2 separate regions of the Homo sapiens genome follow, and region 1 is linked to region 2. The links are chromatin loops, found by intact Hi-C in ENCODE. Cell type or tissue: breast epithelium. All regions are shown on one strand. Each heading gives the region's core, and the rest is flanking DNA. Links, peaks and the distances in the headings are about the cores only.

The links. A loop is a pair of places that touch in the nucleus more often than their neighbours do. Peaks named below come from ENCODE experiments on the same cell type or tissue, not always from the same donor. Only the 100,000 strongest peaks of a DNase experiment are listed, where the experiment ranks them.
Region 1: a loop joins it to region 2, with 17 times the contacts of the local background. A loop is called at or near these places in 1 of 110 quality-filtered maps.

Annotation. Positions count from the first base shown.
Region 1 is chr14:70,326,249-70,329,161 of GRCh38, reverse strand. It overlaps SYNJ2BP-COX16 (SYNJ2BP-COX16 readthrough), which reads left to right. Exons shown (of 5, transcript NM_001202549.2): 5 at 2,713-2,913. The coding sequence ends at 2,829. It overlaps COX16 (cytochrome c oxidase assembly factor COX16), which reads left to right. Exons shown (of 4, transcript NM_016468.7): 4 at 2,713-2,913. The coding sequence ends at 2,829. Among named protein-coding and RNA genes, the nearest start is that of COX16, 32 kb to the left of the region's middle. In breast epithelium, for the core only: no CTCF peak of the experiment used is centred there; no DNase peak of the experiment used is centred there.
Region 2 is chr14:69,928,562-69,931,474 of GRCh38, reverse strand. The region is part of intron 1 of SMOC1 (SPARC related modular calcium binding 1); the gene reads right to left. Among named protein-coding and RNA genes, the nearest start is that of SNORD169, 48 kb to the left of the region's middle. In breast epithelium, for the core only: no CTCF peak of the experiment used is centred there; a DNase peak (open chromatin) is centred at 1,625.

The DNA.
Region 1 (2,913 bases), core at 102-2,601, 400 kb before region 2:
AATATAGTCTCTGTCTTATAACAATCAGTTACTGGTTTTATCTGCCTTAAAAGTATTAGTAGTACAGAAAAAAATTACGTTGAATATATATGGTATTTGATAAACTATAATCATTTGAAAAGCAAATAAAAAGATGGATCCATACTTAATATACTACAAATAAATAAATTCCAGATGGATCAAGAATTTGAAAGTAAAAAACAAAATGCTGAAAGTACTAGGAGAATATAAATGGAGAATTTTGTTTGTTGTCTTGAGTCAAAAAAGCCTATTTAAATGTGATATAAAACCCAGAAGCTCTAAAAGTAAAGATCAATGGGTTCATACATACAAATTCAAAAGTTAAGAATGAAAAAAGTATATAAAGTCACAGATTACATGAGAAATCCTACAGATATAGTTTAATCTTATCATGGCACATTAATTTACTTAAATATGAAGACCATCTCCAAATCAATGTGAAAAAGTTCAACAATTCATTTGTTCAGTAAGAACATGGGAAAGCATAGCATGTAAAACTTTTGGACAAAAGGAAATAAGTATCATTCTTAAACATATGAAGAGATGCTCAATTTATCATAATAGGAATGTCAAAGTCTAACGAGGTATCACTTTTCACCCATCTAATTAGCAAAAATCAAGGAGTTTAACAGCACGCTATATTATGGGATGTGGTGAGGATGTTCTTCATGTCTTTGAGTTTGTCATTTTTTTGACTGGATTATATTTTCCTGTTTCTTTGTATATGTCTGGTCATTTTGTATTGAAAGGTAGTCATTGTGAATAATACACTGAAGAAAATTCTGAAGAGTGTTGATTTTTATTTTGACAATTTAATTGTTAGCTAATCACCTTAAACTTCATTTTGTGCTTTGTAGGGAAGTATCTGTTGAAGGGCTAGCTATCTTTCCTTGGCCCTTCTCCCTTGTTGGGACTCAATCTCCAGACTATCTCCCCAGAGAATCTTGTCAAGGCTTGGCTTTAAGCTTTGTTGGGGTGAGTCTAAAGAAAATCTTATCGCGCCACTGCACTCCAGCCTGGGTGACAGAACGAGACTCCGTCTCAAAAAAAAAAAAAAAAAAAAAAAAATCTTATTCTCAGGCATAATTTTTACTCCTGAAGAACAGTCCTTTTGGTGTCTTAGGTGGATGTCAGGGTAGCAACAAAATGTTAAAAGAAAGGTCTCCACTCTGGCAGGCCTGGAAACTCCATATTCTTGACACTGTTTTTTCTCAGCATTTCTTGACGCTGTTCCACACTCAGGCCTATACCAGTTGGCTGTGAAGTGTTATGTCTTGGGTGGTTTTTCTCAGCACATTTACATAGCCCATTCTTCAGCCACTGTGCACGTTTTGTAGAATTCTACAAGGAATCTCCTTCACCAAAGATCTGTAAAGGCTAGACTACTTTTACATGAACTTGTTATTTAAGAATTTTCTTCAGTTCTGTTAAGCATACATATCTTACGTTACCTGGATAATGGCCATTATTCTTTATTAAAATCTTTTAATAACTTTAGATCATTTCATAACTATACTTATGAAATAATCTAAATTCTTCTTGTATGCTAAATTAGTTGAATTTTGTTCCTTCATGTATATATGTAATACAGACTCCTGGTAAAACTATAAGTGAACAGTATTTTCATTTACTACTTTCCCATTGATTAAAAAAAAAAATCCTGTAACTTGCTAACTTGTAGTTCTACAAGTGCTATACCAGTAATGATGCTATGAAGAGTTTGTCTGGGAGTAGATTTTCCTTCTAGTTCTTCTAGGACCTGTAGAATTTGAGAGCTGAAGACTCTCAAATGTAGAGTATTTGGTCCAACCTTTTCATTGTTACTTATGAGAGAGTTAATGCCCAGGTGGCTTAAATTACTTTCCAAAGGTTATATAGCTAGTTAGTAAGAGAGTAATGCTTAGTATCCAAGTGTCAAGGTAAATTTATTCCATTTTCCCTGTCTCTGGATATAAGCTATCCTATGTTTTCACAGCTTTTTTTTTCCATCTTACTCAATTATTTCAGAACAACCAAAACAGCAGATATGTAAAAGTTAATGTCAGAGTGGTGGTCAGTAGGAGAAAGGTGAAGAAACATTTATTTCTTCCCTTTTATTCCAACTATTTTTGTGCTTGAGAGGTACTTCAGACTAAATGAAGGTAGGATGATCCATAATGTAGTTGCAGTTAGTTTCAGTTGCCCAAAAGTGTTTTGCTTATGATAGATAGCTGTAGGAAAGTCTTTTCATTCCTAAGCCCAGGCGTAAGACAAATGATCTTGGTCTCTTTTCTTTTTTGTAGAAGACTTTAGGGTCTCCACCCTTTGTTCTTTTCTTCTTATTTTCTACCATCATCCCTGATAACCCTTTCAGTCACTGTGCTGGATCAGCCTTCAGATTTGTACTTTTGTTTTCCCAGCTTCAGCCTTTTCCTTGTCCTCTCAAAAATAAGGCATGTAGACTCTTTCTCTATTTTAATAGTTTTACGGTTAAGGTGGCGTAAGATAGGCATTAACATCAGTAACAAATGAAAAGTTCTAAATCTTAAGATGACATTTCATCAATGATTGTAGTTGATTTATTTGCTACAGTTGTAATCGAGGACCTATCGGATACTTTCTACTCATTTATTCATTGAGTTAGTTGTGTCCTAATCAAAGCCACAGGCTCTTATACTAATATTTATACTTTAATTTTTTGTGGTTCTATAGAAAATCAAAGACTCCAAGTTTGATGACTGGAAGAATATTCGAGGACCCAGGCCTTGGGAAGATCCTGACCTCCTCCAAGGAAGAAATCCAGAAAGCCTTAAGACTAAGACAACTTGACTCTGCTGATTCTTTTTTCCTTTTTTTTTTTTTTAAATAAAAATATTATTAACTGGACTTCCTAATATATACTTCTATCAAGTG
Region 2 (2,913 bases), core at 123-2,622:
GCCAATGCTCTGGGTCAAGAGAAAAGACCAACAAACAAGGAAGAGCTATACACTGCCCGCCTGTCATGGAATTGTCCAGAGGACGACAGCGAGTGGAGCTGAAGGTCTTGGAGAAGGAGGAGTTGGGGCAGCTGGGAAGACTGCCCGGAGGGAGCGGGACTCAGGCTGCCCCTTGAAGGATAAATAACATTTGGCCTCATGGCTGAGACGAGGAAAGGCATGTCAGGCAGAGGAGAGCACCCTGAATAAAACGGCCATGCGTGCGCAGGAGACAGAGGAGACGCCCATGTGGCTGCTGCCAGATGTCTGTGTGAAGGTGGGATGGCTCCCTCAAGACAGCCGAGCCTCAGTTCTGTGGCCCAGAAAGAACCCGTGGAAGCTTGGGTAGGAAAGTCACTCCATAAAACTGATGTTTTCAGCTGCTTGTTCTGGCCACAGAGGGCAGAACAGAGTGAAGGGGAAAGAGAATAAATGCAAAATGGACAGTTAAGAGGCACTGGCACAAATGCAAGCATGAGGTGTTGACAGCAGCCCGGGCTACACTGTGGCAGTGGAGATGGAAAAGAAGAATCAACACAGGAGATGGTTTAGAGGAAGATTCTGGAAGCAGCTGTCGCCATCTCTGGTTCCAGCCTACTTCAGCAAATGCAATGGAATCAGGTCACCCCCTGCATTCCCAGCTCCAGGCCAAGAGCTGCATCAGGCACTGGGGTGCGAGTGTCCTTGCCTGGGAAGCCGGCTTCAGAAGCCACTAGCTGGCCAGGCTCTCAAGGTCCTCCCTTGACAGAGCTTTTCTGAGGCCTAAGCCCTGAGGCCCAGGAACTCCCATTTCCTGACCCTTTCTCTTGCATACCCAGGGGCCCTTCCTCAGACCTCCTACTCCTAAAACCCCAGCCCAGTGACCTGGCTGCCATCACTTACCCAGAAAAAGTGGCTGGAACTGACTCGGTGTTGTTCCTCTGCACCCAGTCAGCTGCTAAGGGGAAAAACAGCCCTGCCCCAAAGCCACAGTTTGGTTCAAGCAATTTAAACATAATGTTGCACAAAAGAGGACTCGGTTTCTGCTCACCCTCATGCCAAGAGCACATCCATCCAACCTGAGCAATGTTTTTGGCACATCGCAAGTGCCCCTACAGACCTCTCAAGTGAGGTGATCCGGCAGCTGACGGCCTTCTGGGACGGGCAGTGTGGTGGGATGGGCAGTGAGGTCCCTCGGTAACTGGCTGGAGAGGTGCAGAGGTGGGAAGGGTGCTGTCAGGGGGGTGAGAAGGGTGCTGTCAGGGGAGTGGGAAGGGTGCTGTCAGGGGTACAGTCACTGGGGATGAAAGGGGTGAGGGCAGAGGTGGGAACAGAATCAGGAATGATCCAGAAGCCAAGCAGCAGAAGCACATGTGGATTCCACAGCCCATCTCTGAAGTGGATACAGGGGTTGGGGCTGCTCCCCCAGCCACGTCTCTGCCTCCCTAGGGGAGGGTCACCACAGATGTGGGGCCGAACTCTCAAGTCCTGTACCAGACCCTACTTGCATCTCCAGAAAAGAGACTGATCCTAGCTTGGCCCAGACACCAGGAAGAGGTTTCTGAGTAAGAAGGCCTCTCTTTTCCTTCGTCAGCCTAACGCCTCTGGGGCTGCCTCCTTCCCTGTCCGACCAAGAAACAAGCCCCACAATCTGGCCAAACTCCCAATTACCAGTAAGAAGCAGTTCCACCTGTGTTTAATCCAGAACCAAGAAGCTCTTTATTGAGTTGTACTTTTCCCCCGGGAGATCATATCCCTCCCTTCTTCTCCAGGGGCTTGGATTCCCAAAGAAGCCTCCAAGATTCAATACTCTGGCTTCCCTGAGCCCCAGGCTTCCCTCTCACACAGCTTCCAGGACATGTCTCTAAAACACCCCAATGTCTTAGAAAGCACTCGGTTTCTCAGGCATCTCTGTGGCCAACGTAGCACAGTAGTTAAGAGTATGGCGTTTAGAATCAGACAGACCAGGATTTCAAATCCCAGCTCTATGACTTACTTGCCGCATGACCTTAGGCAAGTCACTTAACCTCTCTGAGCCTCAGCTTCTTCATCTGTAAAATAAGAATGCTCATTCCATGGATTGGTCATGAGGAATAGTGAGATGATGCATGTAAAGCTTGTAGCCTGGCACACTGTAAATACTCAATAAATGGTAGCTATGTTTATTAGGACTCTTCCACAGCCCTCAGACTGAAATTGTTTGGGGGAGGCAGATGGAGTAGGGAATGGAAGGGAAAGGCTTCAGCAAATGGGGTGCCTCCTCCCTCTTCCTTCCATAATGGGCGAGCATAGAGCCTCCAGGGATCTCTGATGTGGCAGATGCTGGACAGTCACTATAAAGACATGAGATGCCACCTCAAGAAGGTCTCTTCCTATGCAGCTTGCAAGCTTGCAACCCCGGGGAGACTCCCAGCTCCTGGAAGAGACCTTCCTGAGGGATCAGGACCCTCCAGAGAGTTTCACTCCAGTGTACAGAGACTTCCAGATGGTCATTCCTTCTCCAGAAAGGTATCTTTCCCTGTCCAATATCCCAGCATCAACACCACCTAAGAGTTGGGGGCTTGACCCCAACTGTTAAATTTATGACAAGTGTAGAAAATAAGAACATACATAAGCAGAGGAAGCATTATATTTAATATACGCATGCTTTAACTATTCAGGCTTTGAAGATATATAATATTAATAACTCTACTCAGATGGGTACATTAATTAGGCAAAATGGAGTTCAAAGAATTCTCCATTAATCTAGACTTTCCTCCCAAATTGATATGTGAAGCAGGCTCTTGTTTCACTTGTACTCTGAAATAAAGTCCTGGGAAGCAGAAAAGGGACCCCCCCCCCAATGAGCACCTCTAAAGTAGTGCACATAGAAACCCCAAGGCACCCAGCCACACC